Regions from separate parts of the Homo sapiens genome. Here region 2 is linked to region 1. A link is an interaction called in ENCODE POLR2A ChIA-PET data of the cell type or tissue named here. Cell type or tissue: MCF 10A. All regions are shown on one strand. Each heading gives the region's core, and the rest is flanking DNA. Links, peaks and the distances in the headings are about the cores only.

Region 1 (8,481 bases), core at 1,890-6,889:
GATGGATTCTATTGACAACTGCAGCCAGAATTCAGACATCCAGAGTGGACACAGCACATCACAGCCCATGCCTGTGTGAGAGAGCCACCCCCCCCAACACCTACCCATGCCCACATTCACACCCACCCACAGGCACAAATAAAGTGCTAACCTCCTCCAGTGGGGACAGTACTGGGAAAATGCCAGCTGACCTGTGGTCTCCTTTGGCTCCTTAGAAATTCAAAACTGCTGTAATTAAACATTTCCAAGAATTTGTAATACCCTCAGAGTATTAGAGAAAGCACTAGAAGTTTCCTGAGGTAACAAAGCAGAGAATAGTGAGGGGAAGAAGACAAAACAGAGCATTGTAGGCAAGACAGTAGCACCGATTTGAGGGAAGAAATTGGCTTATGCCTTTGCGAGACTACTGGGAAGAGGCCTACGAGGGAATAGAGAAGAAAAAACATTTGTTAAGTACCACATATGTGCCTGATTCTGTGCTTTCATATATACCTGCTTTCATTCTCAAATAACTCTAGGTAGGTATTTTGGTTCTATTTTACAGGTAAGGAAACAGGCTTGGACAGGGCAGGTAATTCATCCAAAGTGACCCAGACAGTAAAAGAGAACCTGGACTTGAAACCCAGGTCTTTGAAGGCACAAACGTCCATGCCATCCCTATTGCATCCGTATGCATGTGTATCAGTATGTATCTTAACAAATGCGGCATTTAATAAGTTCCAGGTTCTGTTCTAAGTGCTTTACAAATATTAACTCATTTAATACCCACAACCACCCTAGGAAGTAAGTGCTAGTATTATTTTCAGTTAGCATAAGAGGAAATTGAATAACAAAGAGATTGTGTCATCTGCCCAGATCACATGTCTGCTGGCAAGCTGGCTGCTTGGCTGAGGGCTCATTCTTCCCGCTTTTACTCTGTGGGGCCTCTATGTGAGTGGAAGTGCTTATTTCTTGGGTTAGAGCCAATCCATCTCTCCAGCTTACAGTAAACTAAAAAGGGGAAAGCAGTAACTTGGAGGCTAGAAGATGCCAGAGGAAACATGTCCACCCAAGATCAGAGCACTCATTCTTGATAAGTAGCTCAGACTCAGCCATCCTTGAAACAGCCTTGGCTGCCTGGCAATGCATCAACACTTCAAGGCTATCTGACATGGCAAGAAATAATAACTCTCGACACCAAGATGACTGGTCAGCCCCAGGGCCTGAGGACTATGTCTGAAGGATCATCCCGGGCCCCTGGAGGCTGGAGGCACGAGGCGGATAAGCACTGGGCTGATGGCCAGGCCTTCCACTCACTGCCCCACACTCTCTCCTCAGGGAGAGTGCTTAGCAGCCTGGGCCACCGCTTATGTCTGAGAAATGCTGAGGCCTGGTCCAGGGCAGGGGCTTCCCCGTGGCTTCCCAAGGGAGACAAACAGAACCAGGGATTTATAATAAAAACCCAGGGGTTCAGAACATGTGGGCCAGAGATGTTCCATGTGAGCTGGGTCCTCAGCCCCGGGAGGAATGGCTGCTCCGCTCCAAGTGTGTGCTGAGATGAGAAACCACATGGAGCTGAAGAAAGAGCCTGAAGAAGCCCCATTACCCCAATTAGCCACATCCTCAGTGTTCCTCTTTTCCCGTGCTGCTTCTGTCTCACAGACATGCTGAGCTTGGGCACACATTATCTCCTTTGCTGACAGGCATTATTATCCCCATCGTATAGGTGAAGGAGTTGTGGCCAGGGGATGTTGAGTGATATGGTTTGGCTGTGTCCCTACCCAAATCTCATCTTGAATTGTAATCCAAATTGTAATCCCCAGGTGTTGAGGGAGGAGCCAGGTGGGAGGTGATTGGATCACGGGGGCAGTTTCCCTCATGCTGTTCTCGTGATATTGAGGGAGTTCTCATGAGATCTGATGCCTTTAAAAGTGGCAGTTTTTCCTGAGCTTTCATTCTCTGTCCTGCCACCTTGTGAGGAAGGTGAGTGCTTCCCCTTCCACCGTGATTGTAAGTTTCCTGAGGCCTCTCCAGCCATACAGAACTGTAAGTCAATTAAACCACTAGATGAATCCCATTGACAACTGCAGCCAGAATTCAGATGTCCAGAGGGGACAGAGCACATCACAGCCCACGCCTGTGTGAGAGGCCACCCCCTCAACACCTATCCATGCCCACACTCACACCCACCCACAGGCACAAATAAAGTGCTAACCTCCTCCAGTGGGGACAGTACTGGGAAAATGCCAGCTGACCTGTGGTCTCCTTTGGCTCCTTAGAACTTCAAAACTGCTGTAATTAAACATTTCCAAGAATTTCTAAGATCCTCAGAGTATTAGAAAAAGCACTAGAAGTTTTCTGAGGTAACAGAACAGAGAATGGAGAGGTGGGGAGGGCCACAGCATGCAGGATTTGATCAGTTTTGTCTTTTTCATAGAGCAAATAAGAGCTGTTAAGGGATTTTAAGCATAGGCAGGGCAAAGTCAGACTTGCCTTTTAAAGAGGACACTCTAGCTGTTAAGTGGAGAATGAATTACATACAGGGAAATGAGTTTTGAGGCTAATGCTGTGGTCCAGGTGAGAGGACATGGTGACTCAGGTGGTGGTGATGGAATGAAGTGGGTGGATTCTAGAGATGTTTAAAAGGCAAGCATCTGTTTCCATTTAACGGGGTCTTGACAAATAAGTGCATCTCCTTTTCAACTTTTCGAGGAGACGTGGTGAAAAGTCACACTGCCAAGACAAAGGAAGAAGCCCCATGGCCTGCATTTGACCAAAGAACAAATTTTGGTCTTTGATTCTTGGGGAAACTCCCTAAGAAATATCGGAAAAGGCTTTGTGCTTTTGCAGACTTTTCAGAAATATCATCCAGGCAGTGAGCAATTGAAGACTATTGCACAACCTGAAACCCTTGGAATTAGACTGGAAGCTCTGAGAGCCTCAATGGCTTCCCGGCCTCTTTTGTGTCCGGCATCCTTATAGGAGAGCACTGGGGGCCTCGATCACAGAAGCCGTATGCCTCACGAAGGACAATACCAACCCCTGCCCCCTGAGTCAGGTCTGTGCTTTAATCCCTTCTATTCCCAGCATTTAACATAATCTATGTGAAAATTAACTGGCAGCAATCATAGATTTCTGAGGAAAGAGTGAGAAATTTAAATGCAGAGCTTAGTTGAGGGTATAGCAAGTGGAAAACCCAAAAACCAACTGGTGCCAGGTGTTGAAGTGCATATACACAGAGCCCTTCTTGGAAGGTAAGAGGGTTGCAGAGTTGTCATGCCAGACCCCTATTGACCCCAATAGGGATGGCATCCCCAATAGGATGTTTGAGAGGCTGAAGAAGAGACCCAGAGCCTGCAAATGAGACACAGAGCTTATTGAGGGGACTTACATACAGGACACTGTCCTGGTGGCAGTGGTCTGGACAGAAGAACCACTAACTTCTTGTAAAAAGCATGCAGTTTATATAGTATTTTTAGTTAGCACCCTCCCCCTGGTAACCTCCACCTGGCAACCTTCATTTAACCCAAAACAAAGGGTCTTGATCCCCTGTATGGTCTGCATTCCATGGGCTGGCCTGTAGGTTTAGATGTTTCTCATAGAATGAATCTTTGGACTGGCCATTTCTGGATTTCTTCACTTGGAAATCCAAACACACATTCTTTTTAGACCATAGGGTCATTCTCAGGGTATGCTTAAGTTATTACTCTCGGTGCATCTGTCACACAAGAGTAACTGAACAAAGGAAGCCCTAATTATGTAGAGATTTCTCCTTGAGGAGCTGGAAGAACCCAGTTGGAGAAGTGCGTGTGACCACAGGCATTTTGTGGCTGAAGGCTGTGGGGTTAGAAGAGAGTGATTCCCTAGATTTCTAAACAGAAGAGTCAGGCTCTAGGACAGGTGCTTAGTTCTCTTTGTTCTATTTGATTAAATGAATATGAATAAACAAATTAGGCCAGTAGACTTCCATTGGAGGCTTGGTTCAACCACATGCACTCCTGCCTCAAAAACATTACTTTCCCTTTTCACTCGTCTGGAATTCTTCTCCCACAGATCTTCACATGGCTCAATTCCTGAAAAGTTCACCAGGAACTCTCCACCTCATCACCTTCATTTTCCCTGAACCATTTATCATTATTCGAAATATTTATTTTTAATTTACTTATCATTGATCTTATGTTCCTGAGAGCACAGACTGTTCTGTTTGTGTGAAGCAATGTTGCAGAGCCTGTCAGTGTCTGACCTAGCAGTTTTGTTAAATGAATGGCATAAGTGAATAAACCAGGAAACTGAAGTTTTGTAACTATGATGCAAGTGTTACCACTTGGAACACAGGAAATTCAGCAAACAGTTTATTCATTGTTTGTGGTGTGAACTAACTAGTTACACTGCTTTTTGGGGTCACTTAATTATCTTAGAATTTCTCAGGGACTGAAGCATGTCTATATATTTATAAAACAAATGTAAGACATGATATATTAATGAATTAATGTGTGCACATAAGTTCACTGGAAAATAAGCCATATCAGAATAGTTTCTTAGTAATATGTTTACAAAAAACAGCTTAATATGAATGTTCAACCAAAAGTGTGAAATAAATCAACGAATTTGTTACTTCATTTTTAGAAATATAAATTTCTGCTTCTCCCTGGTTTTTCTAAGTTTCCAAATAACCACTTGGTTTGCAGCAACCTGAATAATTTAAATGGGGCCTTTTTGAGTACACATCATTGTGAGATGTCAGTCACAGCTGAGATTCAGATACAGCCTCCAAGAAAACAAACAAAAAACACATACATATACCCGGAGGAGTATTCCAATAAGTCACAACCGGGGGATAAGCCAAACAATGAGTGTCACAAAGAGATTAGGATCCAAGATATCCTAGGTCCTTTTTCCTTCTCTATTCATGAGCCTGTTATACAGACACAGCCCCAGAGATAGACACTCCAGAGACTTCAAGCTGTAGGTTATCAGGGCCAATGTGAGCTTAACCTCATCTCAACTGTCCTCAGCAGAAGCCCAAGGGCATGTGGTGTTTATTAAATGCTGTTTGATCAAGACGCTGAAGGGACGGGCAGGTGCTTTGTGTTGGCCAGGCTGTGATTCATCCAAATTCGACTCATCAGGAAGAGCTTGACAAATCTGATAGCAACATCCCATCCCCCACCCTTTGCAACTGTCCCAAAGTCTTTAAGTTATTTTGCACAAAGCAAGACCCAGTGAGGGGATCACGTTTGAAAAACAGAGTTGCACTGGGTAGGTCTGTGAGTTTGCTGCTTTTTTGATTGAGTGCCTTCCCCAACGCACTTCTAATGTTAGAGGATAGAGCGCTGGACTAACAGAACAGTAAGGAAACTGCAAAATCTGATTCAAACCTTGCCCAAATCCTTGGCTGACTGCTAAACTACACAAGTTGAGGGGTGACCCTGGGAAGCAGGCTAAAAATAAATGGCTTAAAGCTGAAAGAACTGAACAGAGATACCAGCTGTTGTACAGTATAAGGTGAGATAGTTTGAGTCCAAGCAACTCCAGGCAGCAAATACAACAATAAAAAAATTGGTCCTCAGAAGAACATAACAGTATAGAGTTGCTACAAAGTATCATCAAATTTTTCAGTTTTCATCCAAAACTCTTTAGGCCTGCCAATAACAGGAGGGTTTGACCCATACTCAGGAAAAAAGTAATACATAGAAACTCAGAGTGGACTCAGATATTGGATTTACTAGACAAAATTTCAAAGTAGCTATCATAAATATGTGCAGAGAATTAAAAGCATAATCTTAATGAGTGAACAGATAGGGAATCTCAACATAGAAATGGAAACTACATAAAAGGGGAAATCTAAAGTTGAAAAATGTAATAACTGTAATGAAAAATTTACTAGATAAGCTCATTAGCACAGTAACTGGAAAAAGAATTGGTGATCTTTGAGATAGAGCAATAAAAATTATCCAATCTAAATGACATAGTAAAAAGAATGAAGAAGAATAATAGAGACTTGGAGACTTACAGAATAATATCACATAGTCCAACATAGATGAAATTGGGATCTTAGATCAAGAAAAGGAAGAAAAAAATATTTAAAGAAATAGAGAAAACTCCCCAAATTTGGTGGAAAACATCAACTTTCAGATCCAAGAATGTTAGCAAAACCCAACCAGGATAAATATAAAGCCCACACCTAAGTCAAGTTTCGGAAAGCCAAAGATAGAGATAATCTTGGGGGGAAAAAATCCCATCCAACCCTTATATATACAGAGAAACAATATAATTAAAACCTGACATATCAGAAGTAGTAGAAGCCAGAAGTCACTGGAAAACATATTTAAAGTGCTGGGGGGAAAAAAGTGTCAACCCAGAATTTTATATTCAAAGAAGCTATGCTTTACAAATAAAGACAAAATTAGAAAAATATTTTGAACAAAATTAAAATACAACCTACCAAGGTTAGTAAAATGCAGTAAAAGCAGTGCTTAGAGGGAAATTCATAGCATTAAATGCTATTATAAAAGAGATCTAAAACCAATAATCTATATATCTACCTTAACATAAAAAAAGTCTAAGGCAGAAGAAAAGAAATAATAAAAATTAGAGCAGAAATCAATGAAACTAAAAACTAATTATAGAAAAAATCAGATTGACTGTATAGAAAGAGCAATAAAATTGATAAATATCTAAGTGAGATAACCAAAGACACTAATTACCAGTATCACAAATAAAATACATGAAGCTAAAATTAACACATCTAAAGAAAGAGATACAAAAATCCAAAAGCAGGAGTTGGAAGCTGCAGTTTTTTCCAAATTACAATTTCCTGAATGAGTCACATAAGGACAGCTAGCTCCTTATCTAAGAATACTTACTGGACACACCATCTCACAAGCCCAGTCCAAAACTGCAAGAACCCAACCACAAATCCAAGTGTATAAGTCCTATCTAATAGCTACTGACACTTGCCAATCAGAACCCACCAGCCCTTATAACATGCTGCCAGTGCCAATAAGCTTTCTTTCAAAACAGCTTGCATAACCTCCTCTTTCTCTGGTAAACTCTGACCTTTCCTCTGTTCTCTAGACATAACATCTGATCTGTATGTATGTCCTGGACTGCAATCCTACTTTTTGTATATTTCCAAAAAACTCTTTTTAGAGATTCATTTCTCTATATTTTTTATGTTGACAAAACCAGTAACAGTAAGATATCTACAAAAACCCCACATATTTGGAAATGAAACAACACTCTCATAAATAACTCATGAATCAGACAAAACTCACAATGAAAATTAGAAAAATTCTTGAATAATAAAAACGTATATAAAAATCTATGGTCTGTAGCTAAAGCAGTGATTTGGGGGAAATTTATAGCTCTAACTACATATATTAGGGAAGAAGTTATCAAAATGAATAAGCTTCCATCTTGAGAAGCTAAAAAGGAGAGCAAATTAAACCCAAAGTACAGTGAATGATAAAGATAAGAATGAAAATCAATACAACAGAAAAAAAAAACTATAGAAGAAAAAACAAACTAAAAGCTGGGTTTTTTTTAAAGATAGACACAATTTATAAACATCTTCCTAGACTTAATGAGAAAAAAAATGAGGGAAGATATAAATTACCAACATTAGGAATAAAAGAGGGAACATCTTTATAATTTCTATAGATATTAAAAGGAGGATGGGAGGTAATATAAAAATTGTATGCCAAAAAAGTCAACAAGTTTAATACAATAAAGCCTGGGAAAGAAATTTCCAAAACAGATTCAAGAAGAGACACAAAACCTGAACAGCCTTAAGGTCTAGAGCAGGGCTGGCAAACTTTGTAAAAGGCCAAATAAATATTTTAAGCTTTGCAACTAATGTAATCTATCAACTCTGCTATTACAGCATGAAAACAACCGTAGACAATACATGCAGAAATTGACATGACTGTATTCTAGTAACACTTTATTTACAAAAACAAGTGCAATTTGGATTTAGTCCATGGGCCATATTTTGCCAGCTTCTGGTCTAAAATAACCAATAGTTTTTCCTCAAACTGTTAACAGCTGATAGATAAGCCACTGTGCCAGACAGACCCCCAGGTGAACTTCAAGCCCTGTTACTAAGTATGGGGTGAGAAAATAATCTTTCCTATCACCTACTTAAGTGAATGAAGGCTTTTAAAATCTACCCTGCTAGAAGCATGTGAGTTTGGGCTGTGTTGGCCATTTACTGTTTGAATTGAAAGTGATTCTCTTGATCTCTGGCAAAATTCCTGCTCTCTCTGTTAGGCTGGAAATTTCTCTTTGCTTTACAAAACAAATAATTCTTTAGTTTATCTCTTATATTAATTTGTATTTTCATATGTTGGCTTTGTCCAATGTGGTATCCCCCTTTATTAGTAGTTAATCATCTTAATCTTGGAAAAAAAACATATAAAAATACTAGCTTTGTAATTAGCAACCAAGAGGTGGGAGCAAAGTTACATAAAGGCTAGTAAACATTTAAAATATGTTGTGTAA
Region 2 (8,481 bases), core at 2,310-7,309, 72 kb after region 1:
CATATATATATATATGTATATATATATACATATATATACACATATAAATACATATATATATATATATAAAATCTTCAAGTTTACTAGTCTTTCCTTCTGCAGTGTCTAACCAGTGCACTTTTACTCTCAAACATTGTTAATTTCCATCCCTAAAAGCTACATTTGTGTCTTTTTATGTCTTCCCTGTTGCTGCTTAGCATCCTCAATCTTCCCTCTAGCTTCTTAAAGTTAGAACATAGCTATAATGATGGTTTAATGTCCCTGTCTATCAATTCTGTCATCTGTGTCATTTCTAGGCTGATTTCTACCCATTGATTTTTCTCATCATGACCCCAAAATGTGGGTCATATTTTTCTGCCTCTTTACTTGTCTAGTGTGGCTGGCAAAACTCTAACATGACCTCAGTGACAGATGCTTTTTTGTAACCCCCTAGCCTTGATGAAGTAATATGACTTTTATAATTATATTACATGTCCAAAGACAAGATAACATTTCAAAGATGAAAGTACCAAATCAACTGGATTAATCAAGAGAGAAATTGACTTTGGTAGACCTGACACAATCAGATGATCTCTTAACAAGGAAGCTAGAGAGAAGAAACAGAGAAAGCCAGAGAAATGTGTCCCTCATGGTCTTGAGGATGATGCCAACTCTATGAGTTCTACAGCTGTAAGGAAATGAATTCTGCCCATAATCACATGACCTCAGAAGAGGACACTGTGGCTCAGATGAAACTATAGCCCCAACTGTCATCTTGATCACAGCCTTGTGAGACCTTGAGCAGAGAAGTTAATTGAGCCTTGTCTGGACTAAGGTAATAAATGCGTATGTTATCTTAAGCCATTTCATTTGTGGTTCCCTTAGTCAGTTTGGGCACTTATAACAAAGTACTTCAAACTAGGTGGCAGAAATTTATTTGTCACAGTTCTGGAAGCTGCAAGTCCAAGATCAGGATGCCAACGTGATTGGGTTTTAGTGAGGGTATTCTTCCGAGTTACAGACTGTCAGCTTTTTGTTGTATCCTTACATGGTGGAAAGAGGGCAAGAGAGCTTTCTGGTTCCTTTATAAGGGCACTAATCCTATTTGTAAGAGCTCCACCCTCATGACCTAATTACTGCCCAAATTTTCACCTTCTAATACCATCACATTGAGGTTAGAATTTCAACATATGAATTTGGGGGGGAAACACACCTTTAGTCCCTAACAGTGGTAATTTGTTAGGCAGCAACAGAAAATGAACACACCTGGTAACAGTCGATTGTATGCCAGGTATTGTCAATTTTAACTTGTTCAATTTGTATTCCTAAAAATACTCTTGATCTTTGTCCTTAACACAGTTAGATTACTTGGCAACAGTTAAATCCTCTCAGGAATTGCTGTTAGGCTTTCTTCTAGAAAGTGTTTCATCTAGAATGACTTTTCCCTGACTACTGAGTCAAACATCTTCTGTATATGTTACCTGATTCTCCATAAATCATGAGCTTTTCCACTCTGGCTGTTGGGAACAGAAACTTCTCCAGGCCCTGGGTGAGCTCTGAGTATTATTCTCTCTAATCCTTTGAGTAGTTCTTTCCCCAGCCTTGGCTAATTTGCTCAGATACAGGCTTTGATCAGTACCCAGCTGAAGAATCAGGGGACCCTTTGCTGATCTCCAGAGTTCTCTTCTCTCTGCTGCTCTGCCCTGAAAACCCTAGCTGCCTTGGCCTCTCCTCTCTCCCAGCTCTGAGTCCTCCACGCAGGGAGGCATCCAGGTTCTGCCTGGCTTCTCCTCCCTACACCATGCCTGAAAACTCTTGTCAAGGCAGTAAGCTGGGGCAATGATAGGCTATTTCATTTGTTTACCATCTCACTGTATTTTATTGTCTGATACCCAATGCCTTAATATTCATATTTTTTTCTTATTTTTTAGTTGTTTCAGGCAAGAGGATATATTCAGTCCTTGTTGCTCCATCTTGAAATAATTGGCTATCCTTATTTGTATTATTATTTTAGTAATTAATTTATGAGTGCAATATAATCCTTAACTTTACCATTTACATTTAATAATGTACTACTCAAGTAAATTAGAAAAACCTGGAAGCCATTGGTTCCATAAGCCCTTCATGATTCATGTTATAATTATTATATCTGTTACATCTATGTTTGTTATAAATCATAGAAGATACTGTTATAGTTTCTCTTTGAAGAGTTATGTGAGTCACATAAAGAAGTTAAGAGGAAAAATCAAAGACAAAAATTATTTTGTATTTATAATTTTTTATGTTATTTCTTCTTTTTATGGAGATACTAATATCATCTGGTATCATTTACCTTTAGCCTGAGGAACTTCCTTGGCCATTTCTTTTAGTGCAGGTCTGCTTGTAATGAATACTTCTAGGCTTCTTTCATCAGAAAATATCTTTATTTTGCCTTTGTTCTTGAAGAATATTTTATCTGGATATAGAATCTGGGTTGATGTTTTTTTTTTTTCTTTCAGCACCTTAAAGATATTTTACCACTCAGTTCTCCGTGGTTTATGATGAAAACTCAGCTGTTAATTAAATAATCGTTCTATTATATATGGTGTTTTCTGTTGATAGTCTGAAGACTTTTCTCAATCTTTGGCTTTAAACAGTTGGACCATGATGTACCTTGATGTGGGATTGCTTATGTTTCTTTTACCTGATGTCCTTTGAGCATATTTATTTGTAAATTTCTGTCTTATCAAATTTGGGAGATTTGGGGGGCCATTTTTAATCATCTTTTTTCTATTTTTTTAATCTCTTCTCCTAGGACTCCAATTACACATATATTGGAACATTTAATATTTTTGTACCAAGTCCCTGCACTCTGTAGGTTTTTTTCCAATTTTTTTTCTCCCTGTTTGTCACATGGAACAATTACTATTTATCTATTTTTCACTTCACTTACTCCTGCCTCTGTCACTTCCACTCAGCTGTTCTCTTCAGTGATTGTTTTAGATCAGATATTACATTTTTTAGTCCTGGAATTTCAATTTAGTTTTGTCTGCTTTTCTCTGTTGAATTTTCAATTTTTCTTTATTTATTGAGCTCATATTTTGTTTTGTTTCATTGAATATCATTATAATAGCTGTTTAAAAATCCTTGTCTGTTGTATCTAACATCTTATCTGAGGGTCTCAATTGATCTTCTTTTCTTGATACATTCCATTTTTCTTGGTTCTTTTTTGTTGGGAAATTTTGGATTTACCCTGGACTTTATGAATATCAAGCTGTGCAGATTATTGATTTTATTGCTTCTCTAACAAGTGGTTTTCTTTGGCTTATGCAACTTTGTTTCTTGCATCTTAACTCTAGTCTCAGTTCAGATCATTTGTCTTTAGTTGAACTGCCTTTGGTCTGTTTCATGCATATGTCATTCAGGAATCAGTCAGAGAAATCATTAGACAAAATTTTGGGGATTTGCTCTCTGTTTCTTTCTCTTTGGGAATTCTCCAACTCTCTCCATCAGCCATGGATTCCCCTACCAGAGAGATGGTGGGTTTTCTACTGATGCTTCTACCACACTGCCACTGTGCACACTCAGTGGGTTGCACTGAGACCAAGGCTAGAAGCCACAGACACAGGGCACTTACTTCATACTGCTTCCTCTTCCAAATATTTATTCTTTGCCAATGTCTTTCTGCTTCTGTTCTCTCTCTAGTGCCTTCAAGTAGTTGCTTTTTGCTTTATGTTTAGGTTTTATAGTTGTTTTACTGCAAGGGAATTTTTCACAAGGGTCTTATTCCATCATCACTTGAATCGGAAGTCCCTCTCAGTTACCTTTTAAATTCAAGAATCTTGTCACTCAAAGTCAAAACATTTTCTCCAGGGCCTTGCAGAGACTTGTTCACATAATGAAAAATGTCCGCTGAGAAGGCAACTTTTTGTAGCCATTGTTCATCAAAACACTTAACGAAACTTGCCCAGTATGATATTGAAAGTACTTTTGAATTTCATCTTTTAGCTCAAACACCCTGTTGAAAATGCTTCCTCTGCTGAGCCACCAAATTTCTGTGTATAGCAGGATATTTCTGTGGCCTTTATCGACACCTTTTCAGTTTTAAAAGTATTCTCAAGTTAGCCTTTATATAACAAAGATAGCCATTTTGTAATATTATCTAAAACTTTCATTTCATCTCCAAGAATGTTTGACATTCTCTTTGAAGAAGCCAATGTGTTGTGAAAATGTGAGAAACTTTTTTCATTTAATAAGATGCAAAAGCTCTCATAGAACCAAATTTGACAGAGCACTATCAGTGTTCATGTCAATGTAGTTCTTAGACCTTTTGTTTATAGATATGAAGGCCAAACATTAATTATATCTTGGCCTTTCCTTGTTATGGGCCACTCTTTGTTTTCTTGAATTTCACAATTACTTGCAAATCTTACAAATGCTAAGTATGACATTTATTGGTGAAATCCCCTGACTCATCAACCTAGAAAAGGAAGCTGCGGTTTTTCAGGGTATGTCACAAAACCTCTTCAAAGTTGTGTGACGTGTCATCAATACTTCACCATATGACACTGTTTGAGGCTGTGGAACCTTTTCAGTTTCTTGTAGTGCATCTTTTCCTAGCCTTTGATTCACAGTAATTTTACATGATCACATTGTTAGCCTTACCAACTGTGTGACTTTTCCTGTTTAAGACAGTAAGTTCTGCTACTAAATAACTTGCTCCCTGGTCCTTTTCACTGAATGTACCTGTTTCTTGTTTGTTTGTGTGTTTGTGTGTTTTTAACAAGAGTTACTGTTTGTTTTAAGATTCTAATAGCTGCTTAAAGTAATCAGCATCTTTACTTCTCGAATACCTATGACTTATATTTAAGGGTTTTTGTTTTGTTTGGGTTTTCTTTTTTTTTTTTTATTGGAGCCATTCCCACATCTCTAAGTTGTTTGACATAGCAGGGATTGGCAAATGACAGCCCATGGGCCGAACCTCACCAGAGGCCTGCTTTGGTACAGCCCTCAGGGCTAAGATTGGCTTTTACATTTTTAAAGCATTTAAACAAGCAGACAAAGACAAAGAAGAATATGTGACAGAGACTACATGTGATCTGAAAAACCTAAAATATTTGCCACCTGCCTCTTTACAGAAAAATCTTGCTGGCCTCCTCACATGGATGATTCTCAATAAAATAAGAAAATTTGGATAATCAGCCTATAGAAGCTCCTTGGTAAGGGTCTTTCATCATAAAGATGGACTTTTTCTGTGTCCTTTGTTCCAATCACACAGGAAAATGACTCAGAAGGTTATAATTCATCATCACTACCCTTATCAGGGTTATCCCCAGGCCTAAAATTTTCCTCTTCCATCTCACATCTCACCTTCAAAAATTACCACATTGGGTTATCAAACATGTTTATAAAATACAAACATGAGTTAAGTGTAAAACATAAGAGCATAGTAAAATTTAAAAATCCCCCCAAACTCATCAATCACTGGAGAAATCACTTTTAGTCTTTTTCAACCTATGTTTTGCCATGTTTGTAACCACAACAAAACTGGGGGCAGGAGGTGGGGCAGGGTGCAGCTGAGCCTTTAGAATGAAAATTAAATTTCCCCTCATTTTTAGTTATACTAGCAAAGCTTGTTTGGTCCTGTGAGTCATCCTGTAGTGCATAAGGGGAGTTTAGGGGAAATAGTTAGAGAAGGAAAAACTCATGTCATCCATTTACCACCCCTCTCGTCTGTGCAATATAGCACTCATCAGTTACCAGTAACCTCCCATAGCTTGCATCATAAACCAAACTGGGCACAAACAAATACAATCCTATTGCACACTGCCACAATGGGGCTGAAAGACCCCGAATGAAATTGCTGACATGTCTGCTTAGCCACTATCTATCCTCAAAGTATGCAAACTTCGAAAGTTGATGTCTAGGTTTTAAATCAAAATCTCTTACAAACCCCTAGTGATGACATATTGAACTTTAAGGTTTTGTGGAAACCAAATTGAGAAACATTGGACCAGAGTCTCTGTATTCCAAAAGATTATCTTTCATTTGTATAATCTAAAACTCCCTTAAGTCTTATTCTTCTCCAAAACTCAAAGATCTACCCTTCTTCAAAGATAAATTTAATAATCACTGGCAGAATTAAAACAGATTGTTCTCACTCTCAGCCATCAATATTTTGGAAAACATCAAGTGCGGAAGTAAGCATCGTGACTCTGTTACAGTAACAGCTCAAATATCCGGAAGAATGTGGTAAGTCTATAAACACGTTACCACTAAAGTGCTCTCAGAGTCCATGGGGAAGTGAGATCACTAGATAGAGGAAATCAGGAAGGGTGTCATAAGTGAGGTAGCACTTACCACAGATCTCAGGGAAGGGAAGCACTTCTATGGTCAACATGACAGGAAAACATTTAGAATGCAGAGAATACAATTTCTAAAAGCATGGAGGCAGAAATTTATGGAGCAGGTTAGAACAATAGTATGTGGTCCCATTTGGCTAAAGTATAGGTGACATGTAGCGGGGAAGGGAAAGGAATATTGTATTAATAAAGTGCCATGAAGCCTGAATGACAGCCGGAAGGCCTACAATGCTAAGATAAGGAGTTTGATTAAGTCGTGAGAGCTATTGGAGGTTTCTGAGCAGTAAGATGACATAACCTCATGAAAAGTATGAGATATGATTAATATAAACCCATCCCATATTGTGCCCCTTTGTAAGCTACCTGTACGGAAGAATGTGAATTGTTTCTGGCAGGATTTTTGTTGAATATATACCTTTTCTTTCATTTTCTCCAGTGAGCAGCAACACACCCTTGTAAGACAGCTGGTAGGGTTAGGAGTATTGCCTATGTCAGTGGAACGAGTTCCTCTGTCTCAGAACAGATGGAAAGCATCACAGAAGTAGGAACAGAATGAGGCCCACAGATGGCAGAGTGGTCAGGATTTGTCAAATTCTCATTAATGTATCAAACCCCCACATGGAAAAGCATAGATCCTTGTATAATCTTTGTGTGGTACTTCTGTCTGAAGAAACCCTATAAAAGCAAAAAATTACTCTCCCATGACATTACAGAAGGGAGCTGTTTGTAAAAGCGTTGGTTTCTTCAGAGGTTGGGGTCCACTGATGCCTGGCTCTAGCTTTCTCCTGCCAAGCTGCCTAATTTTGCAATTCCAGCTCAGGCTCAAATAAAACCATGCTCCAGGGTTGCCATCTTGAAGGAAGGAGACTTCATTCTGGAATCTTTGTGATGACATAGGTAAAGCACTAGAAAGGGTAGTAGATCCATGAAGAGACCAGAAGGATAAGTACAAGAAGACAGATATGCTTTACAAATAAGGACTCTCCAGGATGAGATACAGACTGTGAGCAGGCAGATAGAACATTACATAAACGTGAAGGAGATCATGGGATGGCCACCAACTCCTAAAGTGTTAGGATGAAGTGGACAGCTCTGAAAGCTTAAAAACTGCTAAAATTGATTAATTTTAAAAACTGTTGGTTTTACATTCTGTATGACTCAATATATGTAGGAATCTTGAGAAATATCAAGAAAACACAATGAAGAGATTAAGAGTAGAGAGGTTAGGAGCCACTGTGTCCTTGCCAAACAGGCAGAGTAGGAAAACAGGAAAATATTGAGGGAGGAATATAGGCATATACTACCCTGTCACAGTCAGGCTCTAGGATGCCTGCATGATCTTCACCTCTTACTATTCGTGATCATCTGAAGTCTCCTCCTACATTGAATCAGAGGTGGTCTGTGCAACCACTTGATGGAGAAGACCATGTTTAACTTCTGAGGATAGGTCATAAAAGTCACCACAGCTGTTGCTTTGTTCTGCTGGACCACTCTTTCTGGGAAGCCAGCTACCATACTGGAGGGAAGCTCAAGCAGCCCATTGGAGAAGAACCCATGAGAAATAGTGAAAGCCTCCCACCAATAGCAAGCACCAACTTGCCAGCCATGTGACTAAGCCAATTTTGAAGCCACTCCACCTCCAATCGAGCTTGCAAATTGTTACCACTGGAGGGTGTCCAGATTCTTAGTGTCTTGAACAAAGAATTGGACAAAATACACAAACAAAGCAAGGAAACAATGAAGCAACAAAAGCAGAGATTTTTTTAAAATGAAAGTACACTCCACAGGGTGGGAGCAGGAGCAAGCATAGGGTCTCAACAGTGCGATTACAGAATTTTCTGGGGCTTAAATACCCTCTAGAGATTTTCACTGGTTACTTGGTGTAAACCCTATGTAAATGAAGAGGATGAATTCAAGTTACAAAGTCATTTACTAGGTGTATGCCCTATGTAAATGAAGAGGATATTTCCTGTCATCACTGAAGTGTTTTCCTTTGATTTAGTTCTAATAAGTCCTTAGGTTCCCTGCCTCCAGGCCCTATTCTCCTGTCTTATTTCCCCCCAAAAGATGTGATCCCCATAAATCTTTATGGGAGGCAGAGGGACTGACGGTCTTTCTTCTGTAACTGCTTCATGCTGGCTCAGGGTGTAGTCCCTACCCA

Evidence for each region. ChIA-PET counts read pairs that join two places held together with the same protein. Peaks named below come from ENCODE experiments on the same cell type or tissue, not always from the same donor. Only the 100,000 strongest peaks of a DNase experiment are listed, where the experiment ranks them.
Region 2: POLR2A ChIA-PET joins it to region 1 with 5 read pairs; 3 of 35 experiments call an interaction of 5 or more read pairs at or near these places.

The regions. Positions count from the first base shown.
Region 1 is chr7:106,414,047-106,422,527 of GRCh38, reverse strand. No RefSeq gene overlaps it. Among named protein-coding and RNA genes, the nearest start is that of NAMPT-AS1, 130 kb to the right of the region's middle. In MCF 10A, for the core only: no CTCF peak of the experiment used is centred there; DNase peaks (open chromatin) are centred at 4,217 and 5,077.
Region 2 is chr7:106,342,787-106,351,267 of GRCh38, reverse strand. No RefSeq gene overlaps it. Among named protein-coding and RNA genes, the nearest start is that of NAMPT-AS1, 62 kb to the right of the region's middle. RefSeq lists an enhancer at 3,932-5,131. In MCF 10A, for the core only: no CTCF peak of the experiment used is centred there; a DNase peak (open chromatin) is centred at 4,447.